2 separate regions of the Homo sapiens genome follow, and region 1 is linked to region 2. A link is a contact called in ENCODE POLR2A ChIA-PET data. All regions are on one chromosome and are shown on one strand. Each heading gives the region's core, a stretch centred on a gene start or an enhancer-like site at or near the end of the contact. The rest is flanking DNA. Distances are from core to core; before and after follow the strand shown.

Region 1 (4,980 bases), core at 2,481-4,980, 400 kb before region 2:
GCCAGATTGATTTCTTACTGTCTACTGGACATGCAAAGCTATTCTCATCTCAGGACCATTGCCTGTGATATTCCTTTGCTTAGAACGTTCTTTCTCGAAAGCTTTTCATGACTGCCTCTTTCCCACCAATCAGGACTTAACTGTAACCTCCTTAAAGAGGACTTCTTCAACTATGAAGGTAGAGCTAGGACAGCACCCGCACCTGCTGTCCCAAGTCATCTACCGCATGGCCCTATTTTGTTTTTTATAGCAACTATTATTATCTTAAATTACTTTATGTGCTTGCACATTTATTATCTGTTTCTCATCATTAGAGTGTAAGCTTCTTAAGGTGAAGGACCTTTTATTTTGTCCAGAGCAAAAAATTCCTGGAACATAGAACAACATCCTGTATACATTAGGTACACGAGGAGTATCTGTTGACCAACAAAATGCCTAACTTGATCCTATATGTCCCAATCAGATTTTGCAGTTGTGAGATATGTTTTACCTTAAGTCACATTGCTGAATTTCTCATGTCATTTTTATTATTACTTCTCTTATAGAGAATTTATGTACCTCCTTGACTGAGTTGTTCACTTTGCCCTTTCCAGAAATTGGGAATTTCCTGAGGAGGTTGTTGGTGGTCTCAGTGTCCTCTTTGGCCACTTCCTCTCTTGGTACATGGTCAACTCACATTCCTCCTCCCCCAGCCCAATGGCCCAAGTCATCTGCAAGGTGACACAGAGCAGCCCACCTAATTGTCTCCTTGGGGATTCCAGTATCTATGTCAGAATCTATGTCTGCCACTTCCACTCCCCATCTCTCTGATTTGGCCTTTCAGCTTCTTCCTCTGTTGATCTTGGCTCATCTCAATCCATTTTACCTCATCCCATTTTCTCTATTGTGAGATCACCCAGAAATTTTATTTTATTTTATTATTATTATACTTTAAGTTTTAGGGTACATGTGCACAATGTGCAGGTTTGTTACATGTGTATACATGTGCCATGTTGGTGTGCTGCACCCATTAACTCGTCATTTACATTAGGTATATCTCCTAATGCTATCCCTCCCCCCTCCCCCCACCCCACAACAGTCCCCGGAGTGTGATGTTCCCCTTCCTGTGTCCATGTGTTCTCATTGTTCAATTCCCACCTATGAGTGAGAACATGCGGGAGATCACCCAGAATTTAAGAGCATGAACTTCTTAGTCAGGTATCCAGGTTCAGCTCTAGTTACCTGTGTAGCTTTGTCGGGGAGTTAACCTCCCTGAGCTTCTATTTGTGATCTGTAGAAAAGAGATACTATTACTTTTCCTCAGAGTGTTACTGGGAATATGAAATGAGATAGTGAATGAAAGTCTTTTTGAAATAGATCATAATAAGTGCACAAGATGTGTTAGCAATCATTCTCACACTTTTCATCTTTCTGTCTATTTCCCCTATGTGCTCTTAAATTCATTTTCCCGTCTCCCATCCTTTTGATGGAAATTATGTAGGATGGGGTGTTAAAATTATAAATTTGGGCATGAGTTAAGGTCCTAACTTTTCTCAGTGGGTTGTGTAAATGTTGGAGGAAAAGAGTCAGCGGTTTGAATTCCAACTCTGTTATTTGCTTGCTGTTTTACCTTGGGCAAATTATTTTGCCTTTCTGAGCCTTAGCTGTTTTATCTCTGTAATAGAAATAATAACATATACCCTTTCCCAAAAAAACTGTGTGATGTGTTAGACACCCACATGTCTACAGATGCATACATTCGTGCCTGGTAGACTATCAGTATTAATTCCTGCCTCCTTTAAAAAAAAATTATCTAAAAAAGAAGAAATTTTTTGAGATTTAGTGTCATTTAATCTACAGGGAAAGGCACTTATTTTTCCTTGGGAAAAGTTTGAGACAATGTATAAATCATGAGAATTAATTGAGACTCTTGTGTCTATGAGGTGCAAAAGCAATGGACAGGGGTATTATTAGAGAACGTTAAACCCTGGCAGCTCATTTAAAGTTTCAAGTCTCTGCAGCCCCCTAGTGGCCATTGGGTGCAGCAGACGATTCACAGTTAACTGACAAATTAACTGGAGTCAGTAATGCCTTTGGTCAAGAATTGTATAGAGAAATAGGGAAAGGCTGGAGTTTTAGTCTTTTTTCATATTTCAAATAAAAATTCCTCTTCCAGTAGGTATGTCAGAAAAATCTGATGAAAATCAAACATATATTGTACCAGGAAAGTATTAACTACCATAGCATTTTCCTCCCTCTTTTCTTTCTTTTCCACCCTTCCTCCACCAAGATAGGAGCATATTTTCTTCTCGGGTGAGATAATTCTTTGCCCTGAAACTTGTAAAGTCAGTGTATCCAGTGTGACTTCCAGAGAGAGGGCAGATGCCTGTCAAATTAAGTGAGTTGCCAAACATAGAGCAGGAAGAAAGCCATTCCGAGAATCAATATTCCTTTGTTACTGGGTCTTCCACTTGCCAAGGCATTGCCACAAAGCTGGAAAGGCCCAGCTCCTAGGAGAACAGAGGTTCCACCTGGCCACTATCTCCTGTGGGGTGGTAGGCAAGTTACTGCGGCCCCCAGGAGCTCAGTGAGGGAGGTTCAATGTGACACTGTGCTCTGATCCTGTGAGAAAACTCCTGTGCTACCCGACAGGCCGTGAGCTCCAGAGAGGATCTTGCCTTATTCTTAGCTTCAACAGTCAGCCCAAGGCCTGACAACCAGCCTTTAAGAAGGAATCAAGGGGATTTGTGTGACCCAAAGATGGTAGTTTTGTCTGAGGATCTAGTGAACCACTTGTTATAAAAACAGCTATTATGAGTTCTGTGTTGGCAGCTCAGGAGAGACGAAAGGAAAGGGAGAGGAGAGGTACAGCCATTACAGGTGAGTAAAAAAGGCCTAAGGTTCTGAACCCTCATTCCCAAGATTGTGGGCAAACAATTAAATGCTCTGCAACTCAGTTTCTGCATCTGTAAATCTGGAATTAAAATGTTTGCCTTACAGAGACTAGGGGAGGTTACACATGTTCAGACACCATTCTGAGAAAACAGAGCGACTGACAGGGGTCTGAAAGGTATTTGTTGTAGCTGCAGAACAACTCTGCCAGACCAAGACCATCCATCCCTCTCTGCCCCCCTATTCCCAAATTCTCCTGTGTGGACGGCAGGACTCCTAAGCTCCCAGGAATGCATTCAAATAATAGATGGGTCAGAAAATATTCTGTCTCAGGGCCTTAATACAAGCTGTTCTCAGATTTGCCAGTGTCGCGCTGCCACCCTCTCCCCACTTCCTCCTCCCTTCCCACTCCCCCCTCCCTTCCCCTCTCCTCCAGTTTTATTCTGGAACCTGTTTTTCCGAAGTCGGACCCGTTTAATCTCTTAAATGTATAATTAGGGAGAGTGCTTGATTGCAAAGGCCTCTTCCAGTTCTCACATTTGCTCCCTTTCACACTGCAGAGAAATAGGGCAGGGAATCTAGAGGAGGGGAAGAACAAGAGACTGGAGAGGGAACAGAGGGAGGGTGGGGCGGGCTCACTCCTTTTCTCAATGAATGCCGAGGCCTCTGCAGATTTGCATAGGAGCCGATCGAGCCACGCCATTGGTTGGAGGGTGCGGGTGGGGCGGGGCGAGGCCGGACTGCGTGGGTCGGGCAGCAGCGCGGAGTTGGCTTGTGAGCCCCGCCCCCTCCGGGCCCCGCCCCCTCCCTGCGCGCGCTCGCGCGGCTCAGCCAGCTGCAAGTGGCGGGCGCCCAGGCAGATGCGATCCAGCGGCTCTGGGGGCGGCAGCGGTGGTAGCAGCTGGTACCTCCCGCCGCCTCTGTTCGGAGGGTCGCGGGGCACCGAGGTGCTTTCCGGCCGCCCTCTGGTCGGCCACCCAAAGCCGCGGGCGCTGATGATGGGTGAGGAGGGGGCGGCAAGATTTCGGGCGCCCCTGCCCTGAACGCCCTCAGCTGCTGCCGCCGGGGCCGCTCCAGTGCCTGCGAACTCTGAGGAGCCGAGGCGCCGGTGAGAGCAAGGACGCTGCAAACTTGCGCAGCGCGGGGGCTGGGATTCACGCCCAGAAGTTCAGCAGGCAGACAGTCCGAAGCCTTCCCGCAGCGGAGAGATAGCTTGAGGGTGCGCAAGACGGCAGCCTCCGCCCTCGGTTCCCGCCCAGACCGGGCAGAAGAGCTTGGAGGAGCCAAAAGGAACGCAAAAGGCGGCCAGGACAGCGTGCAGCAGCTGGGAGCCGCCGTTCTCAGCCTTAAAAGTTGCAGAGATTGGAGGCTGCCCCGAGAGGGGACAGACCCCAGCTCCGACTGCGGGGGGCAGGAGAGGACGGTACCCAACTGCCACCTCCCTTCAACCATAGTAGTTCCTCTGTACCGAGCGCAGCGAGCTACAGACGGGGGCGCGGCACTCGGCGCGGAGAGCGGGAGGCTCAAGGTCCCAGCCAGTGAGCCCAGTGTGCTTGAGTGTCTCTGGACTCGCCCCTGAGCTTCCAGGTCTGTTTCATTTAGACTCCTGCTCGCCTCCGTGCAGTTGGGGGAAAGCAAGAGACTTGCGCGCACGCACAGTCCTCTGGAGATCAGGTGGAAGGAGCCGCTGGGTACCAAGGACTGTTCAGAGCCTCTTCCCATCTCGGGGAGAGCGAAGGGTGAGGCTGGGCCCGGAGAGCAGTGTAAACGGCCTCCTCCGGCGGGATGGGAGCCATCGGGCTCCTGTGGCTCCTGCCGCTGCTGCTTTCCACGGCAGCTGTGGGCTCCGGGATGGGGACCGGCCAGCGCGCGGGCTCCCCAGCTGCGGGGCCGCCGCTGCAGCCCCGGGAGCCACTCAGCTACTCGCGCCTGCAGAGGAAGAGTCTGGCAGTTGACTTCGTGGTGCCCTCGCTCTTCCGTGTCTACGCCCGGGACCTACTGCTGCCACCATCCTCCTCGGAGCTGAAGGCTGGCAGGCCCGAGGCCCGCGGCTCGCTAGCTCTGGACTGCGCCCCGCTGCTCAGGTTGCTGGGGCCGGCGCCGGGGGTC
Region 2 (4,974 bases), core at 2,275-4,774:
CCTCTCCACAAAAGCAGTCCTCAGACAGCAAAGCCTCATCCCTAAGCCCCACAATCACCACTACCTCTTCTTGTAGCAAATGTCCTGCTGCAAATGCCCAGAAGACCTCCCTCTGAGTGCAGGCTCTCCCCTCGCTTTCACTTTCTCTCTGGTAGTATCTTCTTCCCTAACGAAAACTCCAAGTACCTATATGGACAATCTGTGCATACAACTATTTTTTACACCAGCACAAGTGGGTTTCAGTGGATGAGCCAGGACTCCAGGAATGGCCTGTTGTCCCTTCAGTCCCCACTTTGCAAGAAGAGTAGCCATGGAGATGGGGTGGGGGTTCTTTGTGGACTGCCCTTAACCCCTTTTCCACTACAAAAACCCCTACACATGCAATGTCCCCTCCTCTGAGAAGCCCTTTTAGGGTTTCTCAAATAGCATTGACCATGTAGCCTTGTGACCATTCAGTTACCAGCTTGTCTCTCCCTACAGTCAACAGGGACCCAGGGTCCTCTCCCTGTTGACTCATAAGTGCCAACACATGAAAGACAGGGAGAGAATGAGGCTGCTGGCTGGGGACGGGACAGGACCTGGCATCCCAGATAGGAATTCACGTCCCTTCCTTCATTCCCCGTAATTTGTATGATAATGAGGAAGAGAAAGAGGAAGAATCACTTGATGCTTACTCTCTGGTCTCAGCATTGTTCTAAGTGCTTTGCATGTGTCAGCTCATCTAATATTATGTGTACCACCACTTGGTGAGGGAGGCCCTAGCACTACTACTTTTACAGTGGGGAAGCTGAGGCTCAGTGAGGTTAAGTAACCTGCCTAGAGTTGCACAGCTTGTAAGGAGTAGACTGGATCTGAGCCCAGCTAATCCAGCTCCACTGTCCCTGCTCCCAATCACCACTCTATGGATGGTAACTACCCTATTGCCAGCTGATAATTAAGGATGCAGTCTTATTTATTTATCATTATTAACCATTATTTATTGTTTATAAATCCCAGCTGCATTTTTCTATGGTGTGCATACAGTCCTTCCTGTCCGCAATAAATGGCAAAGTTATAAGGCTTTGATGCACAGAAGAGGCCTGTTTTAGAGAGCAGGCAGTCCTGAGACTTATGTCTGGCACTGCCGAAGGTCATAGAGAGCCTATCCAGAAAGGCTGGCCTCCGCTCTCCTGTCTTCTGAAGCTCCATTCCAACCCAGTTGCCTTCACCTTCAAAAACCAAGTCTGCATTGAGGAGATGGAATCGGGTGATGGAATTGCCAGCTCTTTGAGCCATAAGGAAACTGTCCAGGCAACTGGAGCTGATGGCCCAAGAGTGAGGAAACACCATGACCCACTTAGTAGCCCAGTTCCCCTCTGCATTCATGCCCAGCCTCAAAGCAAACCTCCTTCTTTCTCATTACTTGGCCTGTTTCTAAGTTTGCCTTTTCCTCTTTGTTTTATTTAGGGAACGACACACATATGCCTGGCTAAACTCCTTGCTTTTACAGAAATGCATTCTCTTATGGTTCAGAGCCTTAGTGAAGAGCCATAGCAGCCTTGGGATTTTGAATTTAAAGGGCTTCACAAAGTCTACACAAAGATTTGGTGCAATGTCTATTCCTGGGAGAATCTTACATCAGTAAGCTCAGTGAATGAGTGTTCCCACTCCTTTCCAATGACTGATTGTGTTCCCCCTGCCAGTGGGGAAGTCTTGTGGTGGTGAGAAAAGGGAGGGTCCCTAGGGGAGGCCACTGAGAGCAGGCTGAGCCCAGGGCATGAGACCTACCATTGCCAGAAGCTGAAGATGTTTCTTCAGATCACTCACCTGAGGGCACCAGGTTACCTGAGGATCCAGGACCTTGCTCCACCCTATAGGGCAACTTAGCTCAAATGATGCACACATAATGGGAGTCTAAGGAAAGACCTGTGGGCCATGCTGCTTTTTTCTTAGCCCCACTGTGTGATCCAGGCTTTCAATTCACCAAAAGGAGTGTGAAGGAGAACCCACAGTCAAATTGGTATTTTGCATTGTGCTGTTCATTCTGTGGGACGTTCCTTGCAGTCCTAGAATGATCATCTCAGTGACTTCTCCTGGCCATCAGGAAGCCCCATGTTGGAATAAATGAAGACCCGGATGAGAGAACTGACAAGTGAATATCACGGGCTGTTAATCTTCAGCCTCAAATCCTTTAGGGGATCCCTGTGAAACCCAGGATCAAGTCTGAGCTGTTTATTAGTATGGCACTCAAAGCCACTGATCAAGCCTCACCCCTCCTGAGCCTGGCTCACCCCATTTCTCTGGACCCATGATTCGTTTGTATCAAACTACCCACAGTTGCCCCCAAGTGAAGCAAGCCAGTTCAAGCCATTTTGCCTTCCCTCACCTTCCCGACCATCAAGAACAATAGGTCTTCTCCTCCAAGAAGGAATCTCTTAGCTCCTTTTCCACAAAGCCTTTCTTGAGACCCCAGACCTTCTGTGAGCAGAGCTGATTGCACCACCATTTGCTGCCTGTTCCACATCTCTATGAGTGTTCTCACAGCCCTGGGCCACATTTGTTCTTTCACATGTCTTCCTCACCAACCAGGTACCCCAAGAATAGGGATGGGCATTATTTATCACTGTATCTGCAATGCCTAGCACAGTACTTGTCTCACAGTCAATAAATGCTTATGAAATGAACAAATTCCCAAATTAATTGGACCAGAAACTCTTTGAAAACTTGCGACATGGTTTTAAGAATGCATCTATAATGCTCTTGACCAAAATTCCATCTCTGTTCTTCATAACGACTCACTTCCTTCTACTCAACCTCCAATCGAAGGACTGTCTTCAGCCTGGGTTATCTCCATTTGTGGCCTTAACCATCCTACACTGCCGAGCAAATGCTGGCCTATGTTAGTCTTGGAAATGAGGTGGTTCCCATGCTTGGTGATTGCCCTGTCCGTGTGTGCCTTTTAGTTCCTCTAATTTCCTGAGCTATTTCCTGCATATTTCCTGTTCTTCCAGTCAGGACTTCTACTTAGTAATTTTCCCCCAATTCCTCCTTCTCCTTAGTTTACTAGTCTTTACATCACCACTTAACCACACTGACTTCTGTTGAGTGTTTTATCTTTTCAGATAATCTAAGATGAATTCCAATTACATTCTGTCCAACTGTTTCCTAAATATTCCCTCCATGATTTTGTTTCTCTGTCTTAGGACTAAAATTTCTCTGTGACTGCATGAAATTCTAATCGGCAGTCTGCTGGATGTTCACCTGCAGGCCTCAGAGTGATTTCCCTATCTGGAGTCTTCCAGCCTTTCTCGCAGTGGCCTGGTCACCTGCCCTGGGAGCTTCCTAGTGACCATTGGCTCATCCTCTCAGTAGATCCAGATGACTTCCATTTCTAAAAAGCCTCACTTGTCTATCAACTTTCTTGTTTAACCTCTGCCACCTTGTCTAACTTACGGACAGTCTCCAGGGTTCCAGGAGGTGGTGGCAGCAGGTACATTGTGTGTGGGATGTGAGCCAGAAAATGTGGTTGTTGGCAAAGCCAGAAATCAGATGGAAATAAAAACTCCTGTATTTCATCATATACCCAAGGTCCTTAGTTCTTGGCCTTCACCCATGACTGCCTCTCCAATTTCACAATCCTACATGACTGTTTGTGGGTTAAAGGCATAATCTAGCTAGCAGAACTTGAAAAATATTTCAATCATGGAATCATGAACCAGAAATGAACCTTAAAAGTAATTGAATTCAAATTCTTTATCCCCTACCCCAAAACAATGCAAGAGGCTCTTCCAAAGCCCATCTGGCTTTGACTTGCCTGACTCCAGCAGTAGAATGCTCACCACCTTGCAAAACAGATCACCCCATTGTACAGCAGCTTTAGCTCCCAGGTAGAACTTGCTGATATCCCCTTGGCTTTGTAACTTTGGAAAGGTAATGACTGTCTCTAAAAAGTTATTCAATATCTCCAAACCTCTTGTGTTTTATACACAAAATGGCAATAGTAATACCTGCTTACCTTGTAGGCTCTTTGTGAAAATAATGCTTTTAACAACGATAGCCAATGTGTATAGAGTATTTACCATGTTCTTAATACAAAGACATATGATTTCATTTAATACTACAGTTTCCCTATGAAGTAGTACTATGATAATGCATACAAAGCACCTAGAATCATATCAGCACCCAACACATGATAGTTCCTTCTCCTATTTCACCATGATCTGGTTGATCCTCTATTTGTCCTCTAGAGTCATACAGAGGAAGCTTACTTTCTCCTAACAAGGCAGTCTGTCTTCCCTTTGAGGATAGTTTTTATATCTCTTCTTCACTTGTTTTCCCAGGCTAAGTGATTTTAGTCTCTTCTACAGCATAGTTGCCACAGCCATATTGTTCAGAGGGATTCTTACCAGCAAAGGGGTCAGGGGACTTGTTCTTCAGTGATCTGGAACCTCCACCCGCTGATGTGGCTTAAGCCTGGCTCACCCTTTCGCTAGCTTTATTCTGCGTTTGAACCCCAGCCACCTAAAGTTGACACCGTTAGGAACCATGAAAGCTGCTGTAGCATTTCACTAAAACCATTTCTTAGACTATTTGATTCTTTTTTCTGAATGGAGAATCCTCAAGTTTTTCTTGCAGGCAAAGAAGGCCTTTCTTGTTTGCTATTGACATTCCCAAAAATGTCTGATTCGGAAAGAAATTCAATTCTGGCCCCAGCTTTCACATCATCTTGCTTTGTTTGTCATCCCTGTAGCCTGCCAGCTTTGCCCCTTTGTTCCCCTAATTGCCAGAGACATTTTTATACTGAGTAAATTGCATCAGGCCCACTGCAAAATGAATCAATTTGGGAAGAGTATGAGCTGCACTGTTGTCTTAAGTGTGCATTAACATTTAGATGCGTTATTTAAAATGGGCCTGGAGTTCATGCCAGAGAGACTGCCTCATGCCTATTCTGACTCATTCTCTGCTATTGGACTGCACAGAAGGGAACTGGGGAGC

Evidence for each region. ChIA-PET counts read pairs that join two places held with the same protein, here RNA polymerase II (POLR2A).
Region 1: POLR2A ChIA-PET joins it to region 2 with 18 read pairs in SK-N-SH. The contact joins the promoter of ALK here to the enhancer-like site in region 2. POLR2A ChIA-PET finds 5 or more read pairs at or near these places in 3 of 52 experiments (A673, HEK293 and SK-N-SH).

The regions. Positions count from the first base shown.
Region 1 is chr2:29,920,336-29,925,315 of GRCh38, reverse strand. It overlaps ALK (ALK receptor tyrosine kinase), which reads left to right and starts at 3,730. Exons shown (of 29, transcript NM_004304.5): 1 at 3,730-4,980. The coding sequence starts at 4,657.
Region 2 is chr2:29,518,066-29,523,039 of GRCh38, reverse strand. All of the region lies in intron 4 of ALK (ALK receptor tyrosine kinase), which reads left to right. Among named protein-coding and RNA genes, the nearest start is that of ALK, 400 kb to the left of the region's middle. RefSeq lists a silencer at 463-757. Within about 2 kb of position 3,524, at least 4 of the 41 ENCODE cell types and tissues checked have a DNase peak (open chromatin) inside an H3K27ac peak, as active enhancers do.